Regions from separate parts of the Homo sapiens genome. Here regions 1 and 3 are each linked to region 2. A link is a loop called in an ENCODE intact Hi-C map of the cell type or tissue named here. Cell type or tissue: heart left ventricle. All regions are shown on one strand. Region 1 overlaps LINC00886 (long intergenic non-protein coding RNA 886). Region 2 has its middle 4.0 kb from the start of LINC02029. Region 3 overlaps LEKR1 (leucine, glutamate and lysine rich 1).

What was found. Hi-C counts contacts between places; a loop is a spot of excess contacts. Peaks named below come from ENCODE experiments on the same cell type or tissue, not always from the same donor. Only the 100,000 strongest peaks of a DNase experiment are listed, where the experiment ranks them.
Region 1: a loop joins it to region 2, with 4 times the contacts of the local background. A loop is called at or near these places in 3 of 110 quality-filtered maps.
Region 3: a loop joins it to region 2, with 2.4 times the contacts of the local background. A loop is called at or near these places in 44 of 110 quality-filtered maps.

Annotation. Positions count from the first base shown.
Region 1 is chr3:156,760,980-156,763,479 of GRCh38, reverse strand. All of the region lies in intron 1 of LINC00886 (long intergenic non-protein coding RNA 886), which reads left to right. Among named protein-coding and RNA genes, the nearest start is that of LINC00886, 55 kb to the left of the region's middle. In heart left ventricle, no CTCF peak of the experiment used is centred here; no DNase peak of the experiment used is centred here.
Region 2 is chr3:157,076,627-157,079,126 of GRCh38, reverse strand. No RefSeq gene overlaps it. Among named protein-coding and RNA genes, the nearest start is that of LINC02029, 4.0 kb to the left of the region's middle. In heart left ventricle, a CTCF peak has its summit at 1,261; no DNase peak of the experiment used is centred here; H3K27ac peaks cover 1,090 bases.
Region 3 is chr3:156,833,892-156,836,391 of GRCh38, reverse strand. All of the region lies in intron 2 of LEKR1 (leucine, glutamate and lysine rich 1), which reads right to left. Among named protein-coding and RNA genes, the nearest start is that of LEKR1, 8.8 kb to the right of the region's middle. In heart left ventricle, no CTCF peak of the experiment used is centred here; no DNase peak of the experiment used is centred here.

The DNA of each region.
Region 1 (2,500 bases), 320 kb after region 2:
ATCCAGGGAAACATTGAGAGCTATTTGTTTTTGAATATGAGTATTATTTGGGTGGCAATCTTTGAAGGTTTTCTTTTACTGGTAAAAGACAGTGATATATCTTGCCCCGATGAAGGCAAACCCAAGACAGCCTTGTAAGGTAGAGTCAGGGAGACTTATTAGCCAAGACTTTTCAGAAGCCAATTCATTTTAATAAATGATTTTTATCAAATGTCTTCTGAAGAAACTGTGATGTCCACCCTGAAATTTTCCTTTGCAGGCACCTATTGCAAAGAGTGCATCTGATTCTAGATAATAGTTTCTGATTTGAGTGAAGGCTACTGTCCTTTTGCATTTGCTTTCCTATTGATTTCCACAGCTATGTTTGTCCTTCTATGAGTATGAGAGCCATAGCCTGATGTGACCCCTGGTAGTGAGTGTACATCTGCATATAAGTGGTATAGAGCTTCCTGGCTCTGAAACATGTGTAAGCACACAGAGCTTTCTTTACTTTTTAATCTCACGATCAGTGGATTTATTGGGATGGTGCTGACATAAAAAATGAAATGAAACATCTGTGTCTAACAGCTGCACAAAATTTGGATTCGTGTCAACTTCTCTGACATCACACACTCTGCATGTGAGTTCCATGAGTAGTCTCCGTATGGTGCTAATACAATAACATGCCTACAAAGTCCCTGTGGTTTATGGTGTGATGAACTCCAGAGCTGAGGAAACAAAGCCAGCAAGCCTACACCATTTGCTGAATGGAGCTGGCTTTGGGTAATATCTTGTTCTCATTGAACTACTCAGTTTCACCAGGGATAAGAAGCCGGACTGGGCATGGTACCAACAATAAGCTTTCTGTTGGGGATGTTGGTCACCACTCCTCTAAAGTGGTAGGAGAGAAGTCTCACAATTATTTTTGCCTTACTCCATAGAAAAATAGATGTGGGAGTCCAAATGGGTGATGGATGGGTAAGTGAAGCAAGTTTACCCCTCCTAGGCAGTCAGGAAAAGACAGGTAAAAAGAGAGACAGAAAACATACGTAATGTCTCAATGCAAATCCTGGAAAGATACAGCAATCCTTTGCTGGGAGGCTGGAGTCATGCCCAGGGTACATGGTAGCATTGATCAGATCAGTGACACACCACACTGACCTACAGCTATAAACAAAAGCCACACATGTTCTCTTTCTTCTGCTAAAGACAGGGGCTATAGGAATTTGGCAAATAGTTGTGTTCTCTGACAGACTACACATGTAACCTAGAAAAAAAAATCTGTTCTTATTTATTTTTTTTAAAAAGACTCAAAGCCACTTGGTTTTCTATTGGCCAGTTAACCACATAGAGGAAAACTTTTGAAAAATATCTAGCAGCAGCTCAGCTTTCCCTATTTGCTCAGCATAGCTGGATTGCTTCCCTCACATCAGTTGCTAGGATCAGAAAGTATACACTGCAAGTGTAGCATTATAAACAAATTCATGTGATAGATTTTTCAGGTCCAATGAACTTATAAAATGCAATACTCATTTGCACGAGAGAATTACTAAGTGGATACATCAAGTCGGGGCTCCTTCATATTTTAAAGCGGCATCTATTCGCTATGTGTAATAGTGCATCCTAGCTCTGTTGGGCAGTATAAATACACAAGCAGAAAGAGATCTATCAGAGCTGAATTTCAAGAGTTGTGAATGTGGAGACAGAGAATCTTGGGCACAGGTGTGATTTCCATGGTCTGAGGAAGAGCAATATGAAAAGAAGGGAGAAAAAAGAAAGTAAGGATAGGAGAAAAATCAGAAAAGTGATACAATTCTCAAAGGCCTATCAAGCATTTTTATAAACAAAACATCCAATATTACCTAGCTAATTTTTTTCTCCAATGGAACAGCTTTAATTTTCTTAAAAGAAATTGTTAGAAAGACAAAACTACATTAATAGAAAAATTACTTCATAAACAATTTTACTAAAATTTATTCACTCTATAAAAATGAGAAACTCCTGTGATTTTAATGGACACTTAAGCAAAATATAAGTTAAGAGATAAGCTAAATAATGGAATCATCATAGCGTGCATTTTAAAGCCAGTTTAAAAATTCTCCTTTATTGTGACCATCATGCTGTTCCTCCCCTCTGTCATCATGGCCAATGCAGAGATGATTGTCAAAGAAAAGCAAATGGGTTTGTGAGGAATTCTAATCTTCTGATCTCCTGGGGCCCACTGTGGTGGCTTAGATCCACCCCACTGCTGCTGAGATCAGAGTCTATTTTGGAGCTCTAGGCAGGTTCTAGAGCCTTCTCTAATTACCCCAACTGGAATTAAACAAACTTTACAGCGTTAATGAACTGTGTGGCCACATCTGCCTCTGCCAGACACGTTACAGCCCTGCTGCATGCTGTTAGGCTACCACACACTAATTATCCTTTGAGTTTTCTGCACATTCTTTTCCAAACAAGGCAGCCCTGCCAACTTGTCAACAGGGCATTTACTCTAAAAATGAAGTTACTTTATTTTTTGCCT
Region 2 (2,500 bases):
CTAAGCACTGTGACATGTACTTGCTATACCTCTCAGAATGGAATTTTTGTGTTTTGCTTATTTGTGTATGAATCTTATCACACTGGCTTGATTGCAAGTGCTTGGAGTGTGAAATGTACTTCTGCATGCCCAGAAGCATGTGGTACATATTTTAGTGAAAGCAAATGGATAAATGGAGGTGCAGAGTGATGCCGTCCCTAGTTCTTCTCTTTAATGCCACCTACTCACTTGGATAACTTGCCCTCCGCATTCCTCACACTATGCTCAGCTCCCAGCTTCTGCAATTGGTTTGGCCTTACTCTGTAGTTTGGTTATTTGTCCATCTCACCTTTATATCTCTGCCTAGTCATTGTTACCCATCTTAGATGATAAACTCTTAGGGGACTGAGGTTCCACTTAACTCCCTTTGCCTACCACTTGACAAAAACACAGGGCATGACTAAACACTTAATGGACTTCAGAAGATGATACTTACAATCAGAGAAGTGAATCACTAAATCTGATCGTCCATCCTCTCAGAATGAAGGTTGAATGGTTCAGGACTTTGTGAAGTTCTTAGTCACCATTGCCCCCTTCCTCATGATGAATCTTTTCCTATGCATTTTGTTTAGCTGCAGGATAAACTAAGAATAATATTTTCTTATTCTTAGAAAATAAGATTAGAAGACTGCTTCTAAAGGCCAGGTTTCTCAACAGCAGCATGTTGACATCTTGGGTTGGATAATTCTGTCGTGGGGGCTGTCGTGAGCGTTGCTGGACATTTTGCAGCATTTCTGGTCTCTACCCATAGATGCCAGTAGCATGCCCCACCATTTTTAGACATTGCCAGAAGTCGCTAGGGTGTGCTGGGGGAGCAAAGCCCCTGGTTGAGAGCTACTGCTTTAAGGGATAAAGGTGGAAGAGGGAAGCCATGGAGGAAAGGAAATGATAGTCATAACTAGGTGTTCTTCTTCTCTTTGGAGGTTTTTGTTTTGTTTTTTTAAAAATGAAAGCAGCATGGTGTTCTGCTCTGACAGTTGGGAGAGGAGAGTCTTGCAAATGCATTTAAATTATACAGCATTTCACCACTTTGCCCTTTTTCTCCCCTTAGGGGCTATTTTTTTTCACCATTACCACTAGGTTGGACCTGCTTTCTGTGGCTTGATCCCATCTTGTTTTAGGAATAGCTTTCTGGAAGCTCTGACGGGCACATGATGACTTGCTGGGAGAGGCACCAGCAGGCTGCTTTGCTGTCCTAGGGCCCGGACACTGCCCTCATGAGGATACTGTGTTTAGGACTCTGCTTTTCCACTTTGCTGATCTGGGAACTAGATTTTTTTTTCTTTTCCCTGTGAATTAGTAAGCCACTGGGAGCAATAATTCACCAAAACTGGACTCACCAGACACTGGGTTGCACACCAGACTATTACAGTATTGCTTTAAAATGCGTATCCCCAGAGCCCTCACCTGGAGTTGGAACGTGGGCAAGCAGCATGAAATGTAGCCCAGAGTGCATGTAGGGCCCCAGGCCAGTGGGCCCCAGCCCTGGCCCAGATGTCTGGCCCTTTCTGTCTCAGCTGCCAAGGGGATGACCTTTGTGGCCAGGAGAGGGTGGGACAGAGAAAAAGCTGGGATTTAAGAGAAGAGTGAGAGCTTAAAGATGTGCACGATCTTTAGAAATAATTTGCGGTGTCTGCTTCAGTGAATGTTGGTGTCCCAAGGCAGAGTGCCAGTCGTTCCCAGTGGACACCTTTCCAGAGTGGCCTTCGGTTATCAGGATAACCAAAGAACTGCAGTAGCTGTGGCAGAGGTGGAGTCAGGACAGAGGGCGTTGGTTGATTTCAGGAGCTATTCTCGCCAGGCTGTGGGAAAACCTGATGAAAATGCTCTGCTTCTGTACGGAGCTCATCTCCCTAGAGATGGGCACACTCACTTCTGCCCTGAGGGGGAGCTGCTCTCTGGCTGAAAGGGGCTGTGCCTCCCCGGCACAGGCACTGGTTCTGCAGATCCCCCAGCCCTTCCTCCCTTGTAGACCACCTTTCTTTGTCATCACACTCTGTCATCACATGCCCTATTTATTTATTTATTATTTTGGACGGAGTCTCGCTCTGTCACCCAGGCTGGAGTACAGTGGTGCGATCTCGGCTCACTGCAACCTCTGCCTCCTGGATTCAAGAGATTCTCCTGCCTCAGCCTCCCGAGTAGCTGGGATTACAGGCACACACCACCATGCCTGGCTATTTTTTTCTTTTTTTCTTTTTTTTTTTTTTTGTATTTTCAGTAGAGATGGGGGTTCACTGTGTTGGCCAAGCTGGTCTCGAACTCCTAACCTCAAGTGATCTGCCCATCTCAGCCTCCCAAAGTGCTGGAATTACAGGCGTGAGCCACTACGCCTGACCCATGTGCTTTTTCTTTTCTTTTTTTTTAATTTCAAGGGTCTGGTCACCTGCATTTGCTAACTCGGTGAATGACCTCCTGCATTCTGGGTTTGTTTAGTAAAGCTCCCAGAACGTAGAGACCA
Region 3 (2,500 bases), 240 kb after region 2:
GAATTGTTTCTCCATTTACTTCTTTTTGCCAGCCTGGGATTCCTTAGGAGAAACAGAGGAGGTACCACGGGCCCCATTTAGGGAAAAACCTGTTTTCCTCATGAAACCCACAAAATTGTAAGTAAACAAATCCTTCTCAAAATTTATGACTCTGCTCTGTTTTGCATTACATTATCCGACCTTTTTAACTTTTGAGGATATCAGAAATTACTTTGCTTTGGCTGGGCTTGGTGGCTTAGGCCTGTAAAACCAGCACTTTGGGAAGCCAAGGTGGGTGGGGTCACCTGAGGTCAGGAGTTCAAGGCCAGTCTTGAACATGACGAAAGCCCCTCTCTACTAAAAATACAAAAATCAGCCAGGCATGGTGGTACATGCCTGTAATCCCAGCTACTCAGAAGGCTGAGGCACAAGAATTGCTTGAACCCAGGAGGCGAAGGTTGCAGTGAGTCGAGATTGCACCACTGCACTCCAGCCTTGGTGACAGAGTGAGACTCATCTCAAAAAAAAAAAAAAAAAAAAAAAAAAAAAGTGAGACAGAGCAAGACTTGGGGGGAGGGAGAGAGGGAGGGAGCGAGGAAGGAAGGAAGGAAGGAAGGGAGGAAGGAATCGCTTTATGAGAGAGGCTTTACGAGAGAACTTTTAGCCTTGGTGTGTAATAGCTAGGTAAGAGATATACTCTTAGGGATGGCTAATGGCAGATGCTTACAATTGAGTTACTACAGGGTGATACTTGGTTCTTTGCACACCGAATAAGAAAACCATGTTCTTGGGGACCCGGAAAGTATGGATTGGGGAATGGACTGATTACAGATTGAGCTGATTGGCTTTGGGTTGCCCAGTAGCCTCAGTGAAAAATGTCCTTGCAATGAGATACACCATAAAATCACTATCTCGTCCTATAGCGTTTCTCTTTTGGGGGACCCAGGATTAGGCGTAAAAACGGAGCCCTTGATTTTTGGGGATCTGTTCTATCTTACAGCTCTGCCTGTCAGGCCCTGGAAGCTGCACGCTTTCTTGGCCCTGTTCCTTGAAGGGCTCCACCCTGAAGCCACAAATCCAATTTAGAAATTTACATATTTAAGAAAACCCCCATTGGTAAGGGTGCCTGCCTGTGTATATTAGAAACTATTATCATACAATGTTTTGGCTTAATGTCTCAGCTCTGTGCTTTTAAAATATAAGTTCTCTATCCTGTTTCACCTAGGAGCTGTCCCTTTAGAAATGCAAATTTAGAGTTGCCTAGCTGACAATTGTTTAGGGCAGGGAATAGGTAATCAAGAAACTGATAGTCTAAAATAGGAAATAGAAACTTAAAAACTGGCAAACAAAAAAATCTTACAACTACCAGATCCATTTCCTTCCATGTAATTATATGTGTTGTGTGTGGGATGTTTACATAAAGAACTCTAATTAACTGGTTTAGGGAAGAATGAGCCCTAAAATAAAATATTTTGTCAGAAAAATAGAAAATTTAATGCCTTTTAGTGTAGATGACTTTAGAAATCTTTGTTAAGTATAGTTTTAAAGATTATTGGTAAAATAAAAACATCTTCAAAATTTAGACATTTGGTCTACAGTAGGCAGACTGAATTCTGTCTTTGCTATACGTTTTAAGGTTATAAACTACTTCTATGATATTTTTGAAAATTGACTTGTCTATTCTTCAGTCATTAGATTTTAGGTAAGATCTGGGGACATATGGAGTTAGCCCTGTCCTCTGACTAGGCTAGGAAGAGTCAGACACTGTCTAAAGCTCTGTTCTTGTCCTAGGCTCTGCAATCTGATACATGGTTAAAATTACTTACTTACCAGGTTCCTAACCAGAAATAAAAGTGACTAAGAGTTAACATATTAACATTGAGACTACTAGAGAAAGTTTATATACAAGTTATATAAAGGAAGTAGAATGTGTTTTTGTCTTGGAAATATGGCTTTTGTTCAAAGGAAAGTAATCACGTTGAGTTTGGAGATTTTTGAGGATTGTCCCAAAAAGATATGACAATACTGAAGGTTTAAGCAAGTTGTAAAAGATTTATAATACATTGATCTTGTAAAGGAAGCTCTGTGGGTGTGAGCAATGTAGCCAAAAGTTGAACGGGATTATTTAGTTTTTCTATAAATTAAAACATTAAAATAAAAAGCACACTGTTACAAGGCCAGAATCTGGACCCATGTGTCAGAATAATGGTTTTCTTAGAACATTGATCTGCTCTTTAATAAATTATAAAAAGTTATGGGGGTCTGCCCTGTAATAAATTATAAAAAGTTATGGGGGGATGTTTAGGAAAATCTTACCTTATGGTCAAACTGATTAAGACTGTATAGATTTGTTTATAAGGTTTTATTAAAAAATTGGGCCTAACATTAATAGTACATTAATAAAAAGGTAAAATTTGGTTTTCCTCTTTTGAACAAAGTTTTTTTGTAATACTGAGCCACAATGAAATGTTTTTGCCTTTTAAGTAAACTGCAAAAAAAAAAAAAGGAAAAAAGGGGAAAG